4 separate regions of the Mus musculus genome follow, and all the other regions are linked to region 3. A link is a loop called in an ENCODE intact Hi-C map of the cell type or tissue named here. Cell type or tissue: heart. All regions are shown on one strand.

Region 1 (2,500 bases), 140 kb after region 3:
TATGGGCCTGAGTGTTTTGCCTGTGTATATGTCTGTGCATCATGTGTGTGCCTGGTGTCTGTGGAGCCAGAAAAGGGTGTCAGGTCACTGGGATCGGTGTTGCACACAGTTGTGGGCTGCCATGTGTTGCTGGGAACTGAAGCTAGGACCTCTGAAGAGCAGCCAGTACTCATAACGGTTGAGCCATCTCTCCGCTCCCCCGAACCCTGCACCCCACATCCGCTGACATGTTGATAGTCCAGGCTGGACTTGAACACGTTACAGAACTGAGGAAAACCCTGAGCTTCAGCTCTTCTAAGGTCTGTGTGTTTTGTAATTTTGCATTTTGAACAATGTATGAATATGGCTCATCTGCTCACAACCATTATAACCATGGAATTCTCTTTAGTACACCTGTATGTTATTGTACATACTCGCTCTCTCCATGAATGTGTGTGTGTTATACTATTTTTTCCTGTGTGACATGACTTATAAAATAGTCTATTGCATTTTTACATTTCTCAAATAAATCTCTTCTTAAAATGTAAATAAGTCTTTTAAAATAAATTTGAATTTTTCCCCAGAAGTGTAATTTTAGGAATTTAATTGTCTTGTTATCTTAGACTTAAGGATATTGGACTTTCATATTAACATTTTGGATTATGATATTTAGGATTATGTCTTTTGCCTTTATGGCTCAAATCTGAGTAGAGATGATTCTAAATAATTCAGATATGGAGAACACTTAGGGCTGAGGCAGAGTACTCGAGGGAGGAAAAACTCTGCCACCTCAGTCCCCCAACCTGGAATGAAATCTTGATAGTGTGGTACAGAGCACAGCTGTGTTTTATGACTGACAGAAGTTGCTGCCACGAGGCAGTCCCTCATATATGAGGTACAGTCCCTGATATTCCCAAGTTGTTCGTGGAGAAGTGTCTTTCTAAAGGTAGCGGGGGAGGTGCCCGTTAATCTGATGAAACAGAAACAGCCAGGAGCCAGAAGAGCCGTGGGTGTCGCAAGAGCTGGGCACTGCAAAAGAAGCTGCGCTGGCACAGAACATACCAGAACCAGAAAGCAGAACCCTTCCTTCCGCACTGTCTCCCCAGCGCCCTCTACTGTCAAGAGTTCCACATCATGACAGCTGCACAGGAGAAATATTTAAAGACCCAGCTAAATTTTGGCTGAGCAAGGTGAATTTTTAGCGGAGACTGTACATCAACCACTGACAGACCTACGCATTCCTCTCCCCGCTGCGAATTCTGCGCTCACCCTTTATAATCGGAAGGCCCATGCCCCAGCTGCATATGCCTTTTTCACCGAGAAGGTCTAAGACCCAGGCCTGGGACTTTTCTTCCAGCAACCCTAGGAAGAAGCATTGTGCCCTCCCAATGTGGCACCAGATTGTTCCAGATTACGTTTCATTGACTCTGATATAGTAAACACACGTCATGGGTTTGTTTCTGAGCCACTTCTGGTGTGAGGTGGCTTTGCCTTTCCAACAGGCGAGCGGTATCCCACTATTGGAGGTTGGAGTGACCAACCCCCATGTACAATCCGTGTAAATGGAGAAAATTCCAAATACCACATGAAGGAAGGAAGGCTGACAAGCAGTGGAGGTTGCTGGAGAAGAGAAGGTAGACAGACAACAAACAGTCACAGCACTCAAAGGTAAAGTGGACATTTCTGGTTTCTTTGGAGACTCAGGTTATAATGCTGTTTTGCTGGGGCAGACCAGTGGAAGAATGTGTTGCTAAAGCAGACATGTGAAAGACCGTTTTCCTGAAGCAGACACAGGTGAAAGGATGCGTTATGTTTAGAGAGACTATAAATATGAGCCCAGACAGTGGGAACGGGAGCACTGATTCGCTTTGCTCCTCCACAGTCTTTGTTGATGACAGGCATGTATGGGTTTGCCTTATACTTTGTTGCTGAGCTTCGCCTGTGGTGACTTCATAGAGAAAAACTCACCAAAGAACTTCTCCTTAGATTCCTGCGGCTTCTTGCCACTCGTTCAGTTGGGGAGCCGTGTGGTTTTGTCTGAATTGAATTGCTCTTGCGGATTTGTGTGTGGTGTCTGTGGAGGACAGCAGTGGCTGATTTGTGTTTGGTGTGTTTGGTGTGACTGGAATGAAAACAACGAAGACTGGAATCTCCTCAAAGAACTATTTCTAAACAGGTCCACTTCCCTCGTATCCTAATAACCTTTCTTTTCTACTACCTTTGGTGGGCGGTGGGCTAGACTGGAGGTTGAACCTTACTAAAGAAGGTTGTGGAAAAGATACGCCTTCCCAAAGACTTCCTGGGAAGGTGGTCTGGGCCAATCAGAAGTGTTGAGAGAATGAGGTGCTAAGTAATAGAATCAGGAAAGGAAAGAGGGGAGACTGGGCTTTCTGGTGCGTGTCTTGCCTCTGTGAGGCCTTTTGTTTCCATGATTTGTCTGTTTGGTGCTGAGGGGTAGAACCTACAGGTTCTTGCTAGGCCAGCATTGACCTGTGTCCCCTAACCTCCTAGTTTTTTTCAT
Region 2 (2,500 bases), 84 kb after region 3:
TACCCATGCACATAAAACAAAAATGAATAAATCACTAGGAAAAAAAATGAAGCCAAAAAACAAAGTCTGGAAATGAAGGGCTAGGGATGGTGCTCGTTGGCACAGTGACATTTTAGCATGCATGAACCCTTGGGTTCAAGCAACAGTAACACACACACAAGCACACACAAAAGCTCCTAGTTTCTAGCCCCTTGAGGTAGGAAAGTAGCCAGGCCTCACCCTACAGGGGGAAAAAAAAGCCCAAGATAAGGCCACAAAATCCTAGGGCACCCTGGAAAGCTAACCCCAAGAACCCACCTTCTGCACAGTTCTTTGCTGCTTCTTGCCCAAGCAGAGGCAGCTCCCTCTAGTGTCTCTCCCAATACATTTCTCGTGTGAAGTTTGTTGTGTGGCGTGACTCTGTGGTAGTCCTTAGCTCCTGACTGTCAGGGTACCTTTCTCCTCTGAGCTGTAACACTTACACTGGGGAAATGTTTCCTCCTCAGAACGGTCAGATACTACTATTGAGGTATACCCTTAGCTCTTTAATTAGTTCTTTTTTTAATTGTTTGTTTGTTTAGTGTGTGGTGGGAATGGATATTGGGGGAATCCTGTCTCTCCTTTTACCATGTGGGTTCTGGAGACTGAACAAGTCCTCTGGCTTTTGAAAGGTAGTGTCTTTCCCTGCTGAACCATGTCATCAAACACCTTTTAGTCTTATGTTAAAGCATTTTTAAAGAAATAGTTCCTGTGTTGTCTTACATTTGTGCTCCCTTTAGTGGAGTAGCTTCCTCAGAAGCCCCACAGTGGGCTCCTTTTCAGGTCTGACTCCGTGTGGTCAATCAGAGAGACGCGCAAACTCCGTGGCACCAGCCCCTGGTGGATGAGGACACAATGCTCTGCTTTAATCGCATGAATCCCTGGGCTGGCAATGCTGCGGACTCCTCTGGAAGAAGAGGATGGCCATGTGAGGGAAAGAGGGGGCTTCTGCATGAGAAAGCCGGTGGGACCCTTTCCTAATGCTCCTGTGTGACAATAAGTTCTGGATGCCTCCTGTCCACGATTGAAATCCCCGTTTTCCTTCTCTCCATAGTTATGCCCATCCTAGTCACCAGTGCCTCTGGTTTGGTTTTCATCAACAAGCTCCCATATAGCCTCCCTACTTCCAAGCTAGCCCCCCAACAAAAATCAGAGTTGTCTTTTTCAAGTCTAAGACAAATTGCACCAAGCACCTGTTTTGACTTCTCTGGTGGTTCCCTAACACATTTCAATAAATATCCCTAAATCCCAACTTTCCCTAGAAAGCCACCAATATTTGATCCCTGGTGACTTCTCTTCCTCACCTTGCTCTATGAGTGCAGATTCCACGACCACCAACTCTGTTCTTGGTAGGCACTGAATCCGGTGCCATGGTCCTGTGTGCATGCAGCTCCCTCCTGTGGGGCTTCCTCTCCACGCAGGCTTTGCGTGGTGGCAAAATAGAAACGCAGGAGTGTTGAGACAAGGCACAGATTCAGGCTTATCCCCACCAATTAGCACCAGTTGTATAATGTTGAGTACATCGCTTAACCTCTCTACACCTTGTTTGCCTTTTCTATAGAGTGTGGTGAGAAGGGTCTGGGAGGCTGAGGCAGGAATATTGCAAGTCTGAAGCCTGTCTGGAGTCCAACACTAGCCTGCACAACTTAGTACACTTATCTCAAAATAAAATAAGCAAAATGACTGCCGATGGAATTGGTGGTTATCCCCTTCTCTAACTGAAAGCCTTGGTTCAATCTCTACTATCACAATAAATTAAAATAAAACAATCTAAAAGTCAGGTATGGTGCATGCTTATCACTGTAGTGTTTGAGGGTTGCCTAGGCTACACAGGGAATATCACACCCAAACTCCGGCTATTTGAGAGTTAATCTTGCTCTCAAGCCACTTTCATTTTCTGTCCTCTTCGAGTAATTTACATATATATTCTTATTATAAATCTTTTTTTTTAGATTTATTTATTTATTATATGTAAGTACACTGTAGCTGTCTTCAGACACTCCAGAAGAGGGAGTCAGATCTCATTACGGATGGTTGTGAGCCACCATGTGGTTGCTGGGATTTGAACTCTGTACCTTTGGAAGAGCAGTCGGGTGCTCTTACCCACTGAGCCATCTCACTAGCCCCCATATATATTCTTATTAATACAATAGCAGTTGCCATGTTTTATAATTATTTATGTGTGATAATTTTCACTTGCTCAGAGTTTTGTTTTATTAGTATTAGTATTTGAATTGGTTTTTAGCAGATGACAAAAATCCTCTGTGTCCAGGCACAACAACTAAAGCTAATTAAAAAGAGATACCTGGGAGGCAGAGGCAACTTACAGATATCTATGAGTTTGAGGGCAGCTGGTCTACATGCTGAGGTCCAGGCTACATGGTAAAACTCTTTCTCAGTAGACCAGGGGGAGGAAGACACAGAGCATGTTTATAATCCTGACATCCTAGCTGTTGAGCTAGTGTATAATAGACAGTAGATG
Region 3 (2,500 bases):
TGTTCATAAACTTTCACAAACAATAAAGGCTAAGATGCAATAAAACATACACTCTAAAGCCATTATAAGTACTTAGCTTCATACTCATGTGGTTTCTACTGATATCCCTGAGGACAGAGTAGAAGTAATGTGTTTGAAGGACAGGGTTTATTGCTTGCTCAAAAGTAAGGACTGTATACTATATAAAGTCTTGCCATTTTAGTAACACTTGATTCTACCTTGATTTAGAAACATATGTACATATATAGCCCTTTTGAGACAGTATCTCACTGTGTATTTCAAGCTGCTCTTACACTAGTGATCCTCCTGCCTCACTCTCCTAAATGCTGGGATTACAATCACATACCACCATGTCTGGCCTTTGATAATTCATTTATGAAGCTATCTGTTTGTTGGTCCTACCTACATGTTAATACTTATGACGTAGGAATGCAAAACCAACTTCTGTGGCATCAAGTTACAAACACTAAGGTCCTAGATACAGTACCCAGATGCTGGTTGAATAAAGTTGATGAAGTGCTGTCTGGGGCTAGGTTCTTAGGGGAGATTAGAGTATGATCTGAAACACTACCACTGCGCTGCATCCCAGCCCTCTAGTAATTTCTTAATGCTATTTGTTTTAGTTGTACTCTACATATGTGCATTAATAGTATAGAAAGCATGGGTTCAGAGTATAGGCGAATAGTTACTGGTATGAGCCCATATAGTAAAAACAACAAAGAATATTCCTGGGGTGTTAATAGTATTCATCTGTGGATCTTGAGGGATGTCATTTCTACATATTTAAATTTTTGGCAATGAATATCTACTGTAATATATTACTATGCAAAGCTGCTGACTATACACACACAAATGTACATTAGTACTGAAAAGTATCAACTGCCAGTAAATAAATTAAAAGTGATAATTTGTTAACCATGTTATTTTTTATAAGTATAAATTTTTTGAGATTTTATTCATTTGTGTGTATATGAATGCTTTGCCTGCTTGTAAATCTGCACCACACCCCTGCAGTACCCATAGAGGCCAGAAGATGGCATCATACACAGGGACTGGAGACACAGTCATGAGCAGACATGGATTCTGGGACTTGAACTTGGGTTACATGAAAGAACCACCAGTGCTCTTAATAACTGAGCCATCTTTCTAGTCCCTAATCATCAGAATCAGTAGGGAAGAATTTTTAAGAACTGAAGAAATGCTTAAAGCAACTATAAAGCAATTAAAATATTTTAGTTGGGATGCTGAAAACACTTAACTCGGCAAAATTATGGCTTTCAATAAAGTGCCACTTGAAGACCCAGATTATGCCTGGTACTTTGTGATTGTATAAAGACATGATTTTTGTTTTGGTACAAGAAAGAGGAAATATATTTAGCCTTGCTAAAATGTATCTGTTTTAAGAGGTTAGTAATTCTAGAAAGGTTAGCATTGCCTGAGTTTTATTTATACTCCATCGATGGGAAACCAGCTATATACAGTGGTCCAGTGAAGCCACAGCCTAAACCATGCAAAAGGAGCCCTTCAGATGACAGTGCAGTACTCCAAAGGATCCAGACTTACCTGAATCCTCTACCTACAAAAAGGAATAAGTCAGTGGCAACACTCACAACATGCTTTGATGTCACAGGGCATGTTCCATGGACATGCATGATGGATTAGCCAGACTGTAAGCAGATGAGATGGAGAAGAGGACTTGGTTTTTGTGAGAATCATCTCAGATGTATTACTGAGAATGTTCTCTTGATGAAGGCCACAGAGTATCTGGAAGGTGGATTTGGAACACACTAATCTTAACTCACTTCTCTTCCCTGAGCTTACTGGGTCTTCACCTATCTCCATTTCGGACTACCATGTAACAGAACATCATTTCTGAATTCTGAGAGCAGCCCTCGGAACAAATACTTGGATTTTCAAGATTAAGCACCATTTAAGATGACTTAGCTAAGAATATATAGAAGAAAATCAATTTTGAGACATGAATTTAATACCCTAAAATAATCTAGTCTATAATATACCAGAATTACATTCTAATATACTTATCAGAAATACTAGTCTTTTCATTTCCCTTCAGTAGCATGATTTTATAAAGGAGATGGCTATTATACAACTGAGGCATGCTACAATTAATAACCTTATAAAACTCTATCTTGACCTGAATGTTGTATTTATAGCCCAAGTTACTTAAGTAAATTTCTAGCACAATTAGTTTTAAGTCTTCTAAAGCCTTAGCTTTGTTCTGTGTAGAAATAAAATTTTGCTTATCAGACTACTTATGCAGAGAATGAAGTGCTTGTAGCATACCTGGGACCACTTGAGTTATATTCATCATTTCCACAACTCGCCTCACTGAGACCAGGACAGGAGTTGTGCACAGCATAGACAGACATGCTGGGATGTTCAATGAGAAGGTTTTCCATAGGACTTGTTTCCACCTTGATAGTGGTTAATCCACCTGCTGTAAAACATGGGGGAGGAGTGATGAACCAGCTCTCCTCCA
Region 4 (2,500 bases), 90 kb after region 3:
GTAACAACATATCATTTGTAGTATAGTATCATTTTATTGTATTTTAAACTGTTGTATTTAAGTATTTAAATTAGCACATTATGGCATGTACATAATGTATTTCAACATTTGCCTCCCATTACCCTCTTTTGTCTCCTGCCCCTCTGAGCCTCCTTTTTGTCTTCTGAGCTCCTTCACCTCATCTGGTACTATCTTACCATTTTACTGACTGACCCATCTCTCTAGCCTTATACTGGAATTCTAAATTCTCCACAGGCAAAAGGCTTTGGCCTGATTCCTGGCTGAGAGGCTACTTTTCTATCTCAGGTTCACAACTTCCTCTTTTTGTCTTGCTTCAACCTCACTGTGTAGTGTAGGCTGACTTTGAACACTCAACACTTCCTGTCTCAGCCTTCTTAGTGCTGGCGTTACAGATGACAGAGGCAAGTCAGATTTTACAACATCGAGGGACTGTCAATGGGTTAAAGCAGGAAACAAATGACTCCATGCTCTTGGGCTTTTAGAGTGTTGTGAGAGACAACTAACAGCAAATGATATATTGTTACTGTTAAAAAAGAAAAAGGAGCCGGGCGTGGTGGCGCTCGCCTTTAATCCCAGCACTCAGGAGGCAGAGGCATGCGGATTTTGAGTTCGAGGCCAGCCTGGTCTACAAAGTGAGTTCCAGGTCAGCCAGGGCTACACAGAGGAACCCTGTCTCGAAAAACAAAAGAAACAAAAAACAAACAAAAAGAAAAGGAAAAGGAAAAGAAAGCAAAAGGAAAGAAATTAAATTTTGTCTCTGTCTCTCTCCCCCTTCCTCTCCTTCCCCTTTATCCTTAGTGGTTGATAATGGAGGCATAACCTGGTGCATCTCTCAAGCATCTTTGTGTTTTTCTCTTGGAGGTAGAGTGGCTAATCAGTGTACCTGTTCAGGGCTATGCTGGGAGGTCTCTGGGAATGTGTGTGGGTGAATAGTGGGCATTCAGGTACAACAAGCTTCCAGCAGTGCGGTTACAAGTGTCAATAGCGCCCTTGAAGAGGATCAAGAGAGGATGGGGGTCTCTGGGGTGACAGGATGTAACGTCAGTCGCTTCTTTAAAAAGCAGGCACCCATCCCTTTTGGCGTTCTGGGGTTCTGTGGGAGTGGACGCTGGAGAGGACAACCAAGTCACCAATGTGCAGGATTATAGCGACACCTGGCTCTGGTCTGAGTGGCGTCCTTCCTTTGCGGAGTTGCAGAGATCTGCCGGGGGCGTGGCCACTTTCCGGGGGGCGTGGCCTCAGGGTCGGAGGGCACCCGAAGCGGGTGTCATGGCGACCTCCATGCTGGGTTCTGTCCGCGGCCCAAGGCCATTCGGTTTGGCTAACCTGTTCCATCGCCAGCCGCCTCGGGATGCGTGGGAACGTGTGCGGCGCCTGCCGGGGCCCTCGGCGGTCCGGCGCAGCGTGGCGGCGGCCAGCGGGCCAGGCATCCCCGGTTCCCACCTCTACTGCCTGGAGCTGCTGAGGTGAGTGGCCGCGCCCGGGGGACATCCCCGAGAGCCCAGAGCCTGTGGAACGCAGAGCGCTGAACCCCGAGCCTGGGGCTGCGTCCTCCGGGTCCTGCGTTCTGCTGGGCTCTGTGCCCGTGCTTGGAGAAGGAGACCGCAGGCCTGTTCACGTGGCTCAGCACATCCTCTGCCTGAACCCTAACGTTAATGGACCCTACAACCTTTGCATGCATAGCACTTTTTATTCATGGACAGCTAGTGACTTTAACACCGTTAACTGGCTTTGGGCTCTGTGTGCTGCACTATTAAAAGTAATTCACGGGGCCTGCGCATTTTTAGGTCCATTGGTAGGGTGCTTGCCCAGCGTGCTTTGGATAAACACATCTCACAAAAGTTGGCACACTCACTTTTGACGCATCTTCTTAGGAGGTACTGGCCAGAGGTTTAGATTTAACTACAAAGCAACCTCAAAGCTAAAATTTTGTTTACAAAAGTAAAGTCCAAAGCAGCTTATTTAATTCTCCTTTCAAGTTGTGATTCCCATCAAGGGAGTTTAAGAGTTAGAGCATTAAGAGCTGGAGAAATGGGTTAGCGGTTAAGAGAACAGGCTCAGGTTTGATTCCCAGCCCCGACACGAGATCTAATGCTCTCTTCTGGCCTTCTTGAGCACCAGGTAAGCAGTGTATAGACATATGTGTACGCAAACACTCATACACATAAAAATAAATACAATTTTTAAGATGAAGTTTAATAATTTCAAGGGAACAAGGGATTTGCCAGAGATTTACAAGAACAGCCTCATGACTTGTGTTTTGTTCACCTGGTGTCAGGAAAGACATCTGGGATTTCCTCTGTAGACATGTGTGGGGGTTGGGCCTGATGGGAATTGAGCCCTATGAATAATCTATGGCTTAATTACATCCACCCACACCGCCCCTGCATTTTGCCCTCCCTGCTAACAGCAGTTATCCGGTATGGTTTTTGTTTGTTTTGAGACAGGGTTTTTATGTAGCTGTGGTTGACCCTGTAGA

Evidence for each region. A loop is a pair of places that touch in the nucleus more often than their neighbours do. Peaks named below come from ENCODE experiments on the same cell type or tissue, not always from the same donor. Only the 100,000 strongest peaks of a DNase experiment are listed, where the experiment ranks them.
Region 1: it touches region 3 in a loop (4-fold over the local background); 6 of 42 quality-filtered maps call a loop at or near these places.
Region 2: a loop joins it to region 3, with 4 times the contacts of the local background. A loop is called at or near these places in 38 of 42 quality-filtered maps.
Region 4: it touches region 3 in a loop (5-fold over the local background); 38 of 42 quality-filtered maps call a loop at or near these places.

The regions. Positions count from the first base shown.
Region 1 is chr4:11,025,018-11,027,517 of GRCm38, reverse strand. Gm46843 (a long non-coding RNA gene) reads left to right here and starts at 818. Exons shown (of 2, transcript XR_001784238.1): 1 at 818-1,647. In heart, a CTCF peak has its summit at 1,088 (motif pointing left); a DNase peak (open chromatin) is centred at 1,087.
Region 2 is chr4:11,080,947-11,083,446 of GRCm38, reverse strand. No RefSeq gene overlaps it. Among named protein-coding and RNA genes, the nearest start is that of Ndufaf6, 6.0 kb to the right of the region's middle. In heart, CTCF peaks have their summits at 356 (motif pointing left) and 1,420; no DNase peak of the experiment used is centred here.
Region 3 is chr4:11,165,252-11,167,751 of GRCm38, reverse strand. Trp53inp1 (transformation related protein 53 inducible nuclear protein 1) reads right to left here. Exons shown (of 4, transcript NM_021897.4): 3 at 2,305-2,500. Among named protein-coding and RNA genes, the nearest start is that of Trp53inp1, 10 kb to the right of the region's middle. In heart, no CTCF peak of the experiment used is centred here; a DNase peak (open chromatin) is centred at 1,031.
Region 4 is chr4:11,074,967-11,077,466 of GRCm38, reverse strand. It overlaps Ndufaf6 (NADH:ubiquinone oxidoreductase complex assembly factor 6), which reads left to right and starts at 1,262. Exons shown (of 9, transcript NM_001085493.2): 1 at 1,262-1,487. The coding sequence starts at 1,291. In heart, a CTCF peak has its summit at 1,179; a DNase peak (open chromatin) is centred at 1,236; H3K4me3 peaks cover 1,736 bases; H3K27ac peaks cover 1,073 bases.